Linked DNA regions of Mus musculus: region 2 is linked to region 1. Evidence: chromatin loops called from intact Hi-C (ENCODE). Cell type or tissue: left cerebral cortex. All regions are shown on one strand.

Region 1 (8,000 bases):
AAAATAAATGAAGACTTGAATTCAATCCCCAGAAACAACAACAAAAAATAGAAACAAAGAAACAAAAACCCAAAAAAGATAAGAAAAAGAAAAGAAAAGAAAAGAAAAGACGAGAAAAGAAAAGAAAAGAAAAGACGAGAAAAGAAAAGAAAAGAAAAGAAAAGAGAAGAGAAGGGAAGGGAAGGGAAGAGAAGGGAAGGGAAGAGAAGGGAAGGGAAAAGGGAAAAAAGGGAGAAGGGAGAAAGGAAAAGGGAAAAGGGAGAAAAGGGAAAAGGGAAAAAGGGAAAAAAAGGGAAAAAAGGAAAAAAGGAAAAAAGGGAAAAAAGGGGAAAAAAGGAAAGGAAAGGAAAGGAAAGGAAAGGAAAGGAAATGAAAGGAAAGGAAAGGAAAGGAAAGGAAAGGAAGTTGAGCTTGGTTTTGGGTGGGACATGCTATAATAATAGGAAAGCCAGGGTAAGCCAGGAGTGGTGGCACACACCTTTAATCCCAGCACTCAGGAGGCAGAGGCAGGTGGATTTCTGAGTTCGAGTCCAACCTGGTCTACAAAGTGAGTTCCAGGACAGTCAGAGCTATACAGAGAAACCCTGTCTCGGAAAAAAAAAAAAGCCAGGGTAGAGACAGGTGGATCCTGGGGCTCACTGGCCAGCCAGTCTAGTTTATTTGACTAGTTCCAGGCATGTGAGAAATACCATTTTATAAAACAAGGTAAATAGTATCTAAGAACAGAACTCAAGGTTGGCCTCTGGTGTGTACACACAAATGCACACACCCACACACATATGAGCACCCATCCACATACAAGTCTTTTAATATTTATTGTCTTATTTGCTAGAGTGTTAAACTCTTGTTAAGCACATAAACTGTGACTGCATTAAACAGAGTCACTTACCTGATCGTTACGAGAGCATAGACCAGTAGCAGGCATGGTGGTGCATGCCTATAATACCAACACTCAGAAGAAAGAGGCAGGAAGATCTTTATAAGTTCAAGACCAGCCTGGTCTGCATAGCAAGTTCCAGACCAGCCAGGCAGCCAGAAAACACAGATCCTAAAGGGGGGGGGGGCAAAGAGACACACACATAGACAGAGTGAGAGTTAGAGACATAGAGAGGCAGAGGCAGAGACACAGAGACAGAGTGCAAGACAGAGACACAGGCACAGAGAGGGAAAAACAGTGTGTGTGACAAAGAACTCAGAACTGAGTTGAAGAGATAAAGTCAGCCCCTGCAGGAAGGGCAAGGAGACCTGGAAGATCCAGGAGGGTGATGAATTGGTGCTCAGGTTTCTCTGGGTGCTTGCACTTCTTTCCAAGCTCTTGTGAAAACATCTGGGGGCGAGAGCTATGTGGGGGTGAGGACATAGGGATGTCAGTGTCTGAACTGAGCTGTGCAGGGCTGAAAAGGGTTCTCCCAGGCATGGAAGACCAGTGGTACATGACAGACAGTTTGGCCAGCTGTTTCAGATCGAGCAAGCAAAGTACGTGGGGTTGAGAGAGATATATGAAGGATAAGGTTTAGCTAAATGAACAGGTTTTTTTTTTAAAGATTTATTTTATGCTTTAATCAAGTGTGTGTGTGAGTGTGTAATCAAGTGTGTGTGTGTGTGTGTGTGTGTGTGTGTACAGATGGATGAAAATGCAGGAGCAGAGAGAACCCAGAGGTTTCAGATGCCCCCTGCAGCTAGAGCTACAGTGATTGTGAGCCACCTAACCTGGATGTTGAAATCTGAACTCAATTCCTCCATAAGAGCAGTACATTCTATTAACAGCTGAGCCGTCTCTCCAGCTCTTAAATGTTTTTGTGTTTTAGAAATGTTCTTACCTTTTTTACTACTGGAACATGGAAAGGGCTGGAAAGAAAGAGAGAACGGGAGGGAGTTTCTCAGAGCTGAAGATCAAGTGCCTGTCAAATAAATTTATTTAAAATCCCTGAAAAGCAAGCACTGCCACCAGAAACATAGGCAGATGTGTGCAGTTGGGACTTATGGTCTTTGTGGTGCTGGGGCTCAGATCCAGGGTTGCGTACATCCCAGGCAGATGTTCTACCACTGGATCACACACCCAGAGCCAGAACTGAGATTCAAGTGGCTGGGGTGGTAAGCAAATCCAGCCAGTTCTATGTTCCTAAAGAACCCAACTGGCATTGGTCCAGTGGTGCGAGGAACAGTGGTGTGAAGCCAAAGATTGGGAGGTTTGCATCTTCTTCATGTTCTCCAGCTCTTCAGGGTACCTCTGTTAAGTCCAGCAGCATTTCAGGTGGCACTCTGGGCACTGGGGAACTAGACACTGCACAGCGCCCAAACCTGAAGTGAGTCAGTTATTGAACTGATTGCAAAAACCATCAACAAAAAGTGAATTTCTCAACATAACATTACTTTGAAGGGCTGTGGGCTTGGTGAACAAAGCATCATTTGCATAGAGGATCTGAGTCTTGAGATGTAGCTAGCTTGAAATGTTTCAAAGAAGCCTTTCAAAAGATCTTCTCTGTGACGTGGGGCAAAGAAAAACACTACCAAAGGCTGGAGAGATGCCTCGAAATTAAAAACCCAGTCTGATCTTCCAGAGGACCTGGGCCCGGAATCCCCGCACCCACATGCAGTTCACAACTGTAATTCTAGTACTGGATCCAACCCACTCTTATGACCGCCACAGGCACCAGGCGTGCATTTGGTGTACAGACAGACAGACATGCAAGCAAAACATCCACACATGAATACACTTTTTAAAAATTAAAGAAAAATACTACCTATTTTGTAGAAGGCAAAGATCCTGGCAACAGGAATGTCCAGATCAACGGGCACAATAAAGGATACACTGAGTTTGCTGTGGCATTCTTGCCATTGGTCAGTTAATAAACACTGAGTACTTTATTTTATATATATATATATATATATATCTCACATATATATACATATATATATCACATATATATACATATGTATATACATATATGTCTTGCATGCTAACACATACAGAGGGAAGACAGAGAGAGAGAGAGAGAGAGATCTGTTAAAAGGATTTTACCAAAACATTGCTTCACTTTTTTTCACTGTGGCTGGCTTTTTACTAATACAAAAGACGTTGGAATGTGGTGATATTTTACATTAAAATAACCATTGGAGGGCTGTTTATTAATTAAACCCTAACTCTCATGCTGTTGAGTACTGGACTGGTTTGGATACTGGGTTACTGGACTTCTAGGTTTTGAATCACTTAAAGGCTTCTTGAGACAGCTGAAAGGCAGTCAGTCCGCAGTGAGCACTCACAGTAGCTAATGGTCTAACAAGCACTGTCAGGCCATCCTGCATTTCAGCTGTTCGTTTTGCTGAAGGCAGATAATTTATGCTACATCCCACAGCACAGACCAAGTGCATAAAACCAGAGAGGAATGCTAATGGGACCAACGTTACAAATTCTTAAAGTGACAGGCTTTCTTTTCTTTTCTTTTTTTTTTTTTTTTCTGTTGCTGTTACCTGACTTAGTCTGATTGCAGTCAGATCATGTAGATATTTTAATAAATGTGGGTAATAATGAAATGCTGAGTCTTGGCAGAGTAAACTCCCGAGTTCAATAGCCATAGCTGACAAAAGCTGATGCTTTGTCTGCACACAGAGGGCTGTGTTCAAGGGTCTGGCAAGTAGTACACATTCGGGAACTTGGAAAGAAATTTATTTTATTTTTAATTATGGTGGGTATCTGTGTGTGGATGTGTGCAAGTGAATGTGGAGGACAGAAAAAGGACAAAGATACTTGTAAGCCACTCTGGTCCTCTGTAAGAGCAACATTTCTTTTTTTAATATAGAACAGCAAACACCTTTATTACACGAGCTGTGAATAATGGTTTATTTGCCTTTCCGGGCTTTGATCTTCCGCAGATAGAACTCCAGCTCCTTGCCTTCCGAGCACATAGCCGTCTGCTCTGCCACACTGGCCTGGTCTTGAGGCAACGCAGACAAGAAGCTTGCTGTGTTGTGACTGCTCCTCCAGGAGGCTGCTGACTTTGGCATTCTTTTTCCTTTCGTCATATTTCTTTTGAGTATTCTTTGATCGGTTTTTGTTTAAAATCTCTTCCTCCTCAGGAGTCAGATTGGCCCCCTTCTTTGTTGGCCCAGGGGCAGTGCATAGTGGGACTCGAACCGCTGCCAGTATGGTGTGGTGTCAATAAGCACGATGCTGTTCTTTGTCAGGGTCTTGGTGCAGACAAGCTCATTATTAGATGCTTTGTAGACAACATCAATGATCCTTGTTTTTCGAGTACAACACTCAGGGGCCAGGAAAAGTTACCCACATCCAATCTCAGGGCATGGTACTTCTTATTGCCTCCTCAAACATGGAATGTGTGAGGGTCGATGTTAGTGCTGGCCCCAGGCTGTCCCAGTTCATACTTCCGCTTCCTGTGGTAGCGTTTCCTCTTACACACACACACACACACACACACACACACACACACCATCTTGCAGTGCTTGTGCCAGTTGTCCTGAGAGGTGCCCATGGCTCCGTGCTGGCTGGAAAGTGCACAACACATTCTTAACCATTGAGGCATCTCTCCAGCCCTGCTTAGGACATGTTTCTTTTCTTTTCTTTTTTCTTTTCTTTTCTTTTCTTTTCTTTTCTTTTCTTTTCTTTTCTTTCGTTCCTTCGTTCCTTCCTTCCTTCCTTTCTTCCTTCCTTCCTCAGTCTCTCCCTCCCTCTCTCCTTCTTTCGAATGAATAGGGGCTGGGGATATAGCTGAAGGGTACAGCACTTGTCTCCCTAAGATCCATCTCCACTATTGTTTAAGATAAAAAGAGGCTCTGGAGAGGTGGGTCAGTGTTTAAGAGTGCTGTATAAGCATGAGGCCCCGAGTTTGTACACCAAGCACCCAAGTAAATATCCATGTCCACGCGCTTGTGACCACAGCAGTACGGGAGGCAGAGACACATGGGTTAAAGGGGCTTGCTGGCTGCTGGCTAACTAGGTTCAGTGAGAGACCCTGACTCAAAGGAATATGGTAGGGAGGGTTAGAGAAGAACAACATTGATCTCCATCGTGTGCACAGGCTACACACATGTCTCCACACACACACACACACACACACACACACACACACACCACAAATTTAGTGGTTAAACACTTGAGTTTAATAATAAATATTCTTCTGACTATTGCTTTTCAAGTGAATGAAGTAATAATAGCAACCAACTATTAAGCACTGTTCACTTGCCAAGGACTGAATGGAAACCTGTGCCCACACATACATTGTCTTACTTCGTCTCTACTTTACTGTTAGATATTTTATTCTTCTCTGTTCATAGATGTGGAACAGAGACACAAAGCTGTGACTCGTTCCAGGTGTCCTAGCATGTGAGAGACACAGCTGGAGCTAACTACAGCTCTGATATGAATATTTAGTCACAAGATTCACTGCCTTTCTGCATGCACGTCTGATTTATCTAAATTAGTTCATAAAGTTTGAAGGCTGACCAGATGGCTCAGTGGGTATGGGCCCAACGACCTGAGTTTAATCTTCCTGGGACCTACATGGGGGAAAGAACAAACTTTTTTTTTTTTTTTTTTTTTTTTTTTTGCAAGTTGTCCTTTGACCTATACATTCCTGTCGTGGTACAACACCCCAATGTGGGGGAAAAAATCACAGAAGCATTTGAAATGTCTCTTAGACGTTTGTGAGTGTGTAAGGTCCGTTGGTATGCTTGCCGGTACAGGGCAGATTTTAGTTGTTTTCACACAGCTCTGGACCTTAGGAACCAGATGAGCTAACGAGCTTCCCTTCTGAAACAGTCCTGTAATAGCCAATGCTTATTGACAGCTGCTTTGGTGCCAGGCACTTCCTAATTGCCTTATCAGGTATCACTTAGTCTGAGCCATGCACCATCGCAGAGGAAAGTGCTGTTACTCACCCACCCCTGTTTTACAGACCAGGAAACTGAAGCTGTGGGAGGGTAGTCATGTCAGCCACTGCAGTTAAGCAATGTAGCTATTGAAGCAATTGGGTTTGAACCCAGGTTGTTTGCCCAGCTCTGCTGGCTTAGATCAGAAGCAGTGGCCGGTCCCCAGGCAGGTTCAGACACCGCTCTCCCCTCCCCAGTGAAGCAAGCCCACCCGCCATCCCCAGTCCACCAAGTGAGAAGCATGCGCTAGTTAGACTCCCATAGAGCCTTTCAGCCCTATCAGGCCTCCACATGTTGGAATGTCCTATATAGATTTTTTGTTTTCTCATGGCTAGAACATTGACAGCCTTCAAGATTGCCCTGAGGGAGGACAACTTGCTTTCTGACATGTGAGGCACTCTGATTGCAGATGGAGGGTGTGGGTTGCATCTGTCTTGGGTCTGCCTCTGTCTCACTTTCCAGCTGAAATGCCCCAAGCACTTGCTGCTGCTTTTCGATCGCACACTATTTCCCACAGGTGCTTTTTTTTTTTTTTTTTTAAGGTGATACCTACATCTCGTTGTTTCATGTCTTGCCAGCTGTCTGGTCTGCTCTTCACCTCTGACCACCAGACAGCTGTAGCAAATGGAAAGGCGTACATTTGTTCAAGGTGGGATTGACCCATGGGGTCTGCCTTTGTGCCCGGGTGAGTGTTCCCTGCAGGGGAAACAGTGTGGAAGTTTGTAACTTCGCTACTCTCCCTGGGAGGTCTTTTAAGTTTCTTTTTTTAACACCCCTCCCCCCACACACCTCTAACCTACGTTTGATCTTGCACTCCACTGCTAAACCAGATAACATCTCCTCTACCCCATACCTGGAATGGAACTTTACAGTTTACAAAGTACTTTTCTAGCCTGTTCTCTCATTTAACCCTTTACAATCTAGTGGTAGAAAACTATTCACAAATTCCGGAATGAGAAGATTGGCTCAGTGTCGCTTAAGTGGTCTGCTCAAGTTCTAGCCATCCACACTTAGGAATCCTCTGTTCCTTTCTACTACATGATAGCTTTAAGTAGCGTGATCATCAAGGTGCATGAGACAGAGGGGTATTTCCTTCTGTTTACACTCTTGGTGGCACAGAACATTCTGGAATCTGGGGAGCATAATAGCCACACTAACAAAGCATGTTGAGTGCCTGCTAGCAGGCAGTGCAGCTTCAGGCCACCCCCTTTGAACCTCATTTGTCCTTTCTTGTCCTGATGGTCTCCGAGGGCGGCTGTGAAGATCGACTTTCACGCTGATGTTTTTAATTCTGCGTTTTCCTAGCAAACACCACAGGTTCCATTTCCTGTGTGAGTGTCTTTCTTTAGGGCAACTTTGTCTAATAAACTCTGGGATTATTTTAGGTTTCATTCTCATTTTTAAAAGAAAGGTGGAGAGAAGAAAGGAAAGGGGAAAAACTCTAAAACCCTAAGGGTGGAAGAAAGGTCAGACTGGGGTGGGGGTGGGGAGTAACTAAAACAAACAACAAACAAGAGTCAAAGAGAAATAAAGTAGAAAGCTGCTTGTGATGAGCCAAAAGCTAGCTGTGATCTCTCTCTCTCTCTCCTCCTCCTCTTCGTTCTTTCTCCTCCTCCTCCTCCTCCTCCTCCTCCTCCTCCTCCTCTTTTTCTTCTTCTTCTTCTTCTTCTTCTTCTTCTTCTTCTTCTTCTTCCTTCTTCTTCTTCTTCTTCTTCTCCCCCCCCCCTCTCTCTCTCTTCCTCTCTCCCTCTCTCTGTGTATGTGTGTGTGCGCGTGCGAGAGTGTCTAATTTAATCCTCACGGTCATCTTCTGAGGGAGGTGTTCTCCCTTGAAACTTAAAAAAAAAGTATCTGAAATGTACATTTATTTTTAGACTGTATTTCATTATTTGTTTTCATTAACTATTTATTCACTTTATATCTCGTTAGCAGCCCCCTCTCCTTTCCAGCCCTCCCCCCCCCAACCCCCTCCTCCATTATCCTCTCCTCTTCTCCTCGGAGAAGGGGAAGCCCCCCTTGGGTGCTAACCCATCTTGGGACATCTTCTCCCACTGAGGCCTGACCAGGCAGTCCATCTAGGGAAAGGGGATCCAAAGGCAGGGAACAGAGACTGA
Region 2 (8,000 bases), 66 kb after region 1:
ATGGTGTGCCAGGTAGGGAATGAAGGATGCTGGGAGAACCTGGAAGCCAGGTCTGCTTTGGTATGTCAAATATGTACCCCAGTCTCTTGTCCCGGGTCTGAAATCAAACAGCTACCAACTTATCTTCTCTAGTAGTAACATTTATAGAATCATCATAATGGACCAAATTATGCTAAATGATTTGACACAGTATTTCACTGCTGAAACTGCCCTATAGTATTGGTTACTTATAGTTGATTCTGCTAGGCTCTGCCCAGGGACCTAGCAACGGCTTAGGTCATCATCTGCCGCTATTACCTGCCAGTTGTGGCTATTCGTCACCCCAGCTCTCTCTCTTTCTCTCTCTCTCTCTCTCTCTGCTCCCACATGTTCCTGGACAGCATCCTTACCCCCCCTTCTGTCCTTCACCGTCTCCCCTTCTCTGCCCTCATTGCTCTGCTCCTGTCTGTCTGCCTCTACCCTGTCTCTCCCTCCCCTTCCCCCAAATAAATCTCCTTTATACCAGGTCTGTCACATGGTGTGATTTCTCAGGGGGTTGCCTTGGCATGAGGCCACCATGTAACCTTCCCCCATCCCACCCCGCCACATTATATTTCATAGCAGTGCTAATGTCTGTATTTTTTTTTAAATCAGTTTCCTTTTCTGTAAAATGTATTTCTGTAAAAATACCAATAATCTTGTACTGGTTCACTATTTCACCTTGCCTGTACTAGAACATGTGAGGATACTCTAATGGCTTACATCTCGTCTCTCATTTAGATGCTGAGAATTTGTGTTACTCATGTTTGTGTCTCCAGTGTGGAGTCAGTACCGCATAGGAATCCGTAAAATACTTGAAGAATGAATGAATACTCACCTTGTTCTGATGGTAAAGACGGCCGTGTGACGTACAAATGCAAATCTGGTTAATGGCAGCCACTGGAGTCTCCTTCCTGGTAAGGAGATGTTCCCTTTTCTGGACACGTTGAATATTTTCTACAGTGGCCTTCTATGTCCTTGTCCTTACCTATGCTACCCAGCCAGAGGAACCACCACCACACCACCACACCACCACCCCTTTTATTTTCTATTTCCAGGGAAAGAGAAGTCTCCTTTCTCATGAAGATCTGTGTCTCATTTAAAAGGTTTATCTAATCTACTTTTTTGATTAAGCTTTCCAATTGAAGGTGCCAAGAACACTCAGTCTTTATAACATAAGAATAGTGAATGAAACACGAAGACATTCATACAGAACTGGGAAGAGCCTTGGATGTCAGGCAAGTGGAGCAGAGCGAAGTCTGACTATTACTATTTTATGTACAGCTCTATGTCTGTGTACCAACTTCATACTTGGTTCCTGCAAAGGCCAGAGAAGGCCATCAAAATCCCCTGGGACTGGAGTTGCCATGTGGGTGCTGGGATTAAATTCCTGGTCCTCTGGAAAAGTAGTCAGTACTCATAACCACTGAGCCATCTCTCCAGCTCCACCCAGGGTACTTTTAGCTGCGTGGAAGGTCGATAGATCTACAGAACACCACTCCCTCTTGGAAGCGGCATCCTGGATTTTACTTTTTTTGACAGATAAAATTGAGTTATAGCTGTGAGAATCTGAGAGCAACAGTGGCATCATCCTTCAGGAAAGCCATCCTTTCAGCTGTACTGGCTGAGGTTCGTCAGTTAATTTACTCCACCAGTAAAGCAACTGTTAGACTTTTATAAACTTTCTGTTTTATAAACACTACGTCTACTTAGGCCTGAACTTTAAACAGTCGGAGAAAAAGGAATAAAAATTCAACAAGGTTTGCATCAAAATCCTGAGTCTCATCCTAACAAAACCCCAGAGCAGGGCAGCACGGCAAGTTTCAGGTGTTCAATCAATGCCCTTCAAATAAATGGATGAAAATCTAAAGTTGTGAATGAGATCAATGAAGCTGTGATCACTAACTGTCCCTGAAGATCTGTCTGTCGCGAGCCTCTGACTGCCGACTTTAAGTATGGATTTTTGTACTAGTATTAAGGAATAAGAAGGTGTGATTTTTCTTTTGAAGTCACTTAGTCCTTTGCCCCCTACAGGATTGTACATGTCACCTCAACAGCTTGTCGCCTACCCATAAATGTTTGGTGGAAGAGAGAGCTTCTGGTTCTTATATGTTCCTAAGTGCCAACATCGTACTAAAAACAACCCTGCTGGACCACCGCAATGTATAGATTTAAAGTGTTCTGTAATGCGTTACGACTTAACATATGTAGCTTTGCCTCCAACATCTGTATCCTGATTTGTAGTCTAATAAACCTCCCTGCTGCAGATGGCGGGTGCATGGTTGTTCCGAGGTGCAATGCATCAACGCAGCATTTCTAAACACAAAGCAATAATGTATTCAATTAAGGGAGGAAATAAAACATCAGGCTGTTTCTTATAATAAATCTTTTACTAAAGCTTCCACCGTCATATGTTTGCTGAGGAAATAATACATGCCATTCAGACTAAGGGTTATTGTAGCCTGCTGAGGGAAACATGAAATTCTGGAGGCTTCAGCAGTACTGGGAAACCCCTGAAACATGGGAAGTGTACAAATTAGAAAAGGGTGTACTATGTGACTAATGATACCTCCTGGGATACCTTTGCAACCCATATTTACTGTTATGATCGCTGGCTTCATTTAAGCTACAGGAGTTGAAAAGCAATCCCCCTGTACTGGAGGAACACCTCTGTGCTCATTAGATGTGGTTGTAACTTAAGCTCTAAAGGCTTTCTTCTTCACTGTCATTCTTCATACTTCTGGAAATGTGGTGCTTGAACTTCGAATAAAAGTGGTCCATAGCATGACCATGTAAGCTGCAGCTCCCGGAAGGCACGCTCACACCTCTACATCTGTAGCCGGCTCTGGGACTGAACAGAGACTTAATTCACCCCAGATGTTGCCCAAAAGAAAGTTCTGGAGTAAGGCTGCCAGTCTTAGGCGTTTCTAGCCACTATGGCCCAGGCAAGGGTATGGATCTTCAGCCCAGAGTCCCTAGCTTTTTGTTGGAGACTTTTCATCTAGTATGCCAAGAAAAAAAATATTGCTGGATCCCATAAAGTCAGTCCCCAAAACCCCCACCCTCGGTGGAAAACAGCGGCTACTTGACATCATTTGGATAGATGATTCTAGGTCTTTCTGTCATAAACATGTCAAAGAAAAATATTGTTCTGCTGTCTTCAGACTACATTATTCCCTTGTACTGTAAGAAAGCTTACATAACAATTTCTTTGGAAAAAAAAAAAAACCAAAACACTGTATATGTAATGGCTTGTGTTGCTGATCGCCAGAATAGCCTTTGATAGATTAACACAATCAGGCAGCATGTTTATTTCTAATGATACTGTGTTTTGTTTGCTTTTTTTTTTTTTTTTTTTGGTAGAGTCTCATGTAGCTCTGGATGGTCTTGAACTTTCTGCGTAGTTAAGCATAACCTTGAGTTTGTGATCCTTCGACCTTCACCTCCCAAGTGGTGGGGTCACAGGTGTGAGCCACCTGCTCAACTTTGATACTTTTACTCTGCAGTAATACTCTTCTTTACTTAGCTTCAGGTTTTATTAGCCAGTCCCCTGTTCTTCGGGGAAGGACGCTTGGTGTAATGTCAGTGTCCTTTATCATGTGAAATGCTTAATTTCAGGCTCTGCGAATGGGGAAAGCTCAGTCATCAAGCAGTGTAGACTTTAGTCTCATGTTAACCCATCTGTAGCCTCCCTTCTTTTGGTCTCTCAGGCTCAGACCTCTTTTGGGGACTGGCTAGAGTCATCTTCTTGATATGTGAGGTAAATCTAGTATGTGAGATGGCTAGTCTGCACAGTGGAGGCTTCTCTGACATTGCGGCTTCTCGGCTGTAGTCGCAGACGGGCCTCTGCAGGCCCACTGTGCCTTATGAACCATGGTGTTCTCTCTGGAGGGAGACCATTTCCTATTATGTCAGAGCAGATACAGAAAACAGCCTGTCTGGGCTCAGTTGGGATAACTATTCATAAAAATCGCAACTTAATAAGGATATCTTCAATATTTATTAAGGGAAAAATGTGAAAAGAGTCATATGAAAGATAGCTTTGACCTTTGCAAAACTACTGTTAAAGACATTGTTCACTGAATATTAAATAATTGATCAGAAATGCATCCATCCAACAGCCTTTTAAAACCTGTCTCCTGACAACCTGATGTGTTTCTTGGCTAAATGTTGGAATCTATGCCATGCATGGAATTATTGCTCCTGGTTTGGCTACAGAAAAAATAAAAAAGAACTAAGTTTTCTGATCTGTATTCCTTACCCCATTCCTCTGTGGAATGGTCTCTCTCTCTCTCTTTCTCTCTTTCTCTCTCTCTCTCTCTCTCTCTCTCTCTCTCTCTCTCTCTCTCTCTCTGTGTGTGTGTGTGTGTGTGTGTGTGTGTAGCATTTTTGGAGGAGGAGAGAGCCAAAATAAACTCTTCCTTCTGGAAGTGTGAGATAAAATCAACCCTACCCTCCACAAGCTGCTTTTGACCAGTGTTTGATCACAGCACCAGAAACCTAACTAAACAATATGAAATAGCAAGGGAAAGTATATGACAACAGAGCCGGGTGGTGGTGGCACACGCCTGTAATCCCTGCACTTGGGAGGCAGAGGCAGGTGTATCTCTGGGTTTGGGGCCAGCCTGATCTATAAAAGAGTTCCAGGACACCCAGGACTATATAGAGAAACCCTGTCTAAATACACACACACACACACAGAGAGAGAGAGAGAGAGAGAGAGAGAGAGAGAGAGAGAGAGAGAGAGAGAGAGAGAGAGAAGTTTTAAAAAAGCATAAGGAAATAGTTTCTATCCTATGTGTGGCCAACGAGTGGGATTTCCTAATTTCCTATGGGAAAATACAGACATAGCCAATGGATAAAGTAGAAAGTGCATTTGAAGGACAGTCACAATATTATAGTTATGAAGACTCATGCTAAACTAAACCAACAACAAAATATATTTATTTATTCTAGGGATATAGCTTAGATGTAGCATGCATGTGTGAGGCTCTGGGTTGGATCCATGCCTTGGAGAAAAAGATATCACAAAGATAAATACGTTGACACTTTTTGTTGTTAAGTACTCAGCCCATTATTAGAACTGACTTTGGGGCTGGTGAAATGGGTCAGTAGGTAAAGGCGCTTGTGCCCAAAGCTGACAGTTGGAATTTGATTCTCCGGACTTACATGATGGAAGGAGATAATCAACTCCTGTGAGTTGTTCTCTGATCTCCATACCAAGACCTTAAATATGGACCTTAAATAAATAAATAAATAAGTCTAGTACAATTTTAAGGTGACTTTATAGAGAGTTCCCTCCCACCTAGATTAGTGGTTCTCAACCCATGAGTTGGGACCCCTTTGGGATAGAAACACGTTTTCACAGAATTTGCATATCAGATATCCTGCACCACATATATTTAGACTATTATTCATAACAGTAGCAAAACTACACTCATGAAGTAGCAATGAAAATAATTTTATGGTTGCGGGTCGCCACAGCATGAGGGACCGTATTAAAGCATCGCCGCGGTAGAAGGTTGAGAAGCACTGCCCGAGAATTATTGCCAGTTACTATCACGTCTGTGTGAAAATGTCATCTGGTGTCTTTTCTCCTTTTATTTTTCTCTAAGAAGAAACAATTTGGACAGATCTGTCTGAGAGTGCCCTATAAGGTGTATCCTCTGAACACTGTAGGGGAGAAGACAGCCGTAGACAATTCCTGTGCTACATGACATTGATACATATTGACCTAGGGGCTGAAGTGCTCCACTCTGTGGTACATATTAATGTGGGATTTTAAAGACAACCCCACAGGACATGCCTTGCTAATTTGGGAACTAGATAAATCCAATGAAATGAAAATTTATTCAGAGAAAAGGCTTTGATGACAAAGAGTCTCAGGAGACCAAACACTAACACCAGACCCTTGGAGGGACAGATATAGTCCCTTAGAACAGAATGTCTTCCATCTTGATTTTTCCAAAATAATTTTTATATACACATTGTGAATTACATAAGACACCATCTCCACCGTTTTGGGAGTAGAAAGACAGAGTTGACAGATGTAGTTATTTGCTAGAAGCAACTATGTGAATTTATAAATATTTTACAAGTGCAGCTTTCAGACGAGCGACTTTTACTGCCATATTAATGCAACCTCGCAAATTTATAGCCTGGGCATGTGCGGGTTATGAATGTCCACTCTTCCAGGCTAATGCCAAGAACATGTTTTATGCTTCAAAATTCTTTTTCTCTCCTCTGATCGCAGACTTCTTGGCCGTCCAGATCTGTGTAATAATTCAGCAGCACACGAGGCACAAGGCCACAACAGTGTCCACTCGCGATAGCTAGACTCATAAATATACTCATTACAGCACACTCCATGTGACAGGGTGTGACACGCACAGCGTAAACAAATCTCCAAAGAAAGGGAGTTAGTAGTAGCAGAAGCAGCACTGGCATGGCTCTTTGTCGCTGGCCAGACCCCCATAATACGTGGACCAAAATTATAATCACATGCCACGATACAAAGGAAGCTGAAATAATGTTTAAGAAAATGACATCTCAGTGTATATTAGGTCAGAATACTCGTGAGCGATGCCATACTCATCAGAGGCTGTGCTACTGAAAGTGTTTTTAAATTATCCTTTAAAGAGGTTTATTACACTTATTTATCTTGTGTGCATGTGTGCTCCTGCACATGTGGGCCCATGTGGGGCGTAGCACATGTGTGGGGTTCAGAGGGCAACTTTTAGGAGCTGGTGCTCTTCTTCCACTATGTGGGTCCTGGGGATCACACCCAGGTCGGCATGCTTGGTGGTTAGCGTCCCTCCTGGTTGAGCCATCTTGCCAGCCTTACTGAAAAGATTTTAGTTACTATTCTCATCTTTCAGAAGAAAGTTCACGGAGGGTGTGGCACACTGCAACTCTTTCCTTGTACACTTGAAAGTTGCCTTTTGCAGTGATTATCCCCAAAGTCACTCTTCCTAGTGTTGCAGAGAAAGAGCAGGTTCCTGGGGCTTGAACAAACAAAGTCTCAGAGATCTCAGAGTGGGCAGCCTTCCTTTACATGCCAGACGGCTCTTCTCTTTTAACACGTTATGACCTGGGCAGAATCGCTGCCTGAGAGAAGTCAGAGCCCTTGTTCTTCTTTCTCTCTCCTAAGTAGCTCTTTTACACGGAACCATCATTTAGTTTCTCTAGTTTTTATTTTTATTTCCCTCTTTTGAAAAATATTTAAGTTGTACTATGTGGTGCAAATTCCTTTCCAATCATGATGATTCTTTTCCCTTGTGTATGTGTTCACCAACATATTTAGGTACACACGTTTAGATAGCATATTGTAATTTACAATATTAGTTGTTTTGTTTATTAGTGAGCATGATTTTCATTGCCTAAAAATTATCAGGGGATGTGGTGGTTAGTGATAATTGTTAACTTGGATAGATAGATAGATAGATAGATAGATAGATAGATAGATAGATAGATAGGTAGATAGATAGATAGATAAATAGATAGATAGAGTGGATAGGTAAGTGGATAGCTAGCTAGCTCTAGAATCACCTAGAAGACCAGCCCACAGACACAGCTGTGGGGATTATCTTGATTAGGTTAGTAGACGTGGGATCATGCCCTAGCTGGGGATTCTGGGCTGTTGAAAATGGGGAAAGTGGGGCCAGGAGATGACTTAGCCAAACAAGCCTGACAACCTGAGTTTGATTCTTGGAGTTACATAAAAAGCTGGGTGCAGAGGCTCGAATCTACATTTCTTGTGGTCCTCAGAAACATGGAAAGATGGGAGGCAGAGATAAGAGGACTACCCAGAAGGTCAATGGCCATCTAGGCTAGACTATGTAATGCAGAAGCAAAAACAGCAAAGAAGACACCACTTCATCAAGAGGGAAAGGAGGTACCCAAGGAGCTGAAGGGTCTGCAACCCTATAGATGGAACAACAATATGAACTAACCAGTACGCCCCAGAGCTTGTGTCTCTAGCT

The links. Hi-C counts contacts between places; a loop is a spot of excess contacts. Peaks named below come from ENCODE experiments on the same cell type or tissue, not always from the same donor. Only the 100,000 strongest peaks of a DNase experiment are listed, where the experiment ranks them.
Region 2: it touches region 1 in a loop (2.3-fold over the local background); 3 of 42 quality-filtered maps call a loop at or near these places.

Annotation. Positions count from the first base shown.
Region 1 is chr6:52,114,732-52,122,731 of GRCm38, reverse strand. It overlaps the pseudogene Rps8-ps3. Among named protein-coding and RNA genes, the nearest start is that of Halr1, 16 kb to the right of the region's middle. In left cerebral cortex, no CTCF peak of the experiment used is centred here; a DNase peak (open chromatin) is centred at 3,325.
Region 2 is chr6:52,048,612-52,056,611 of GRCm38, reverse strand. No RefSeq gene overlaps it. Among named protein-coding and RNA genes, the nearest start is that of Skap2, 40 kb to the right of the region's middle. In left cerebral cortex, no CTCF peak of the experiment used is centred here; no DNase peak of the experiment used is centred here.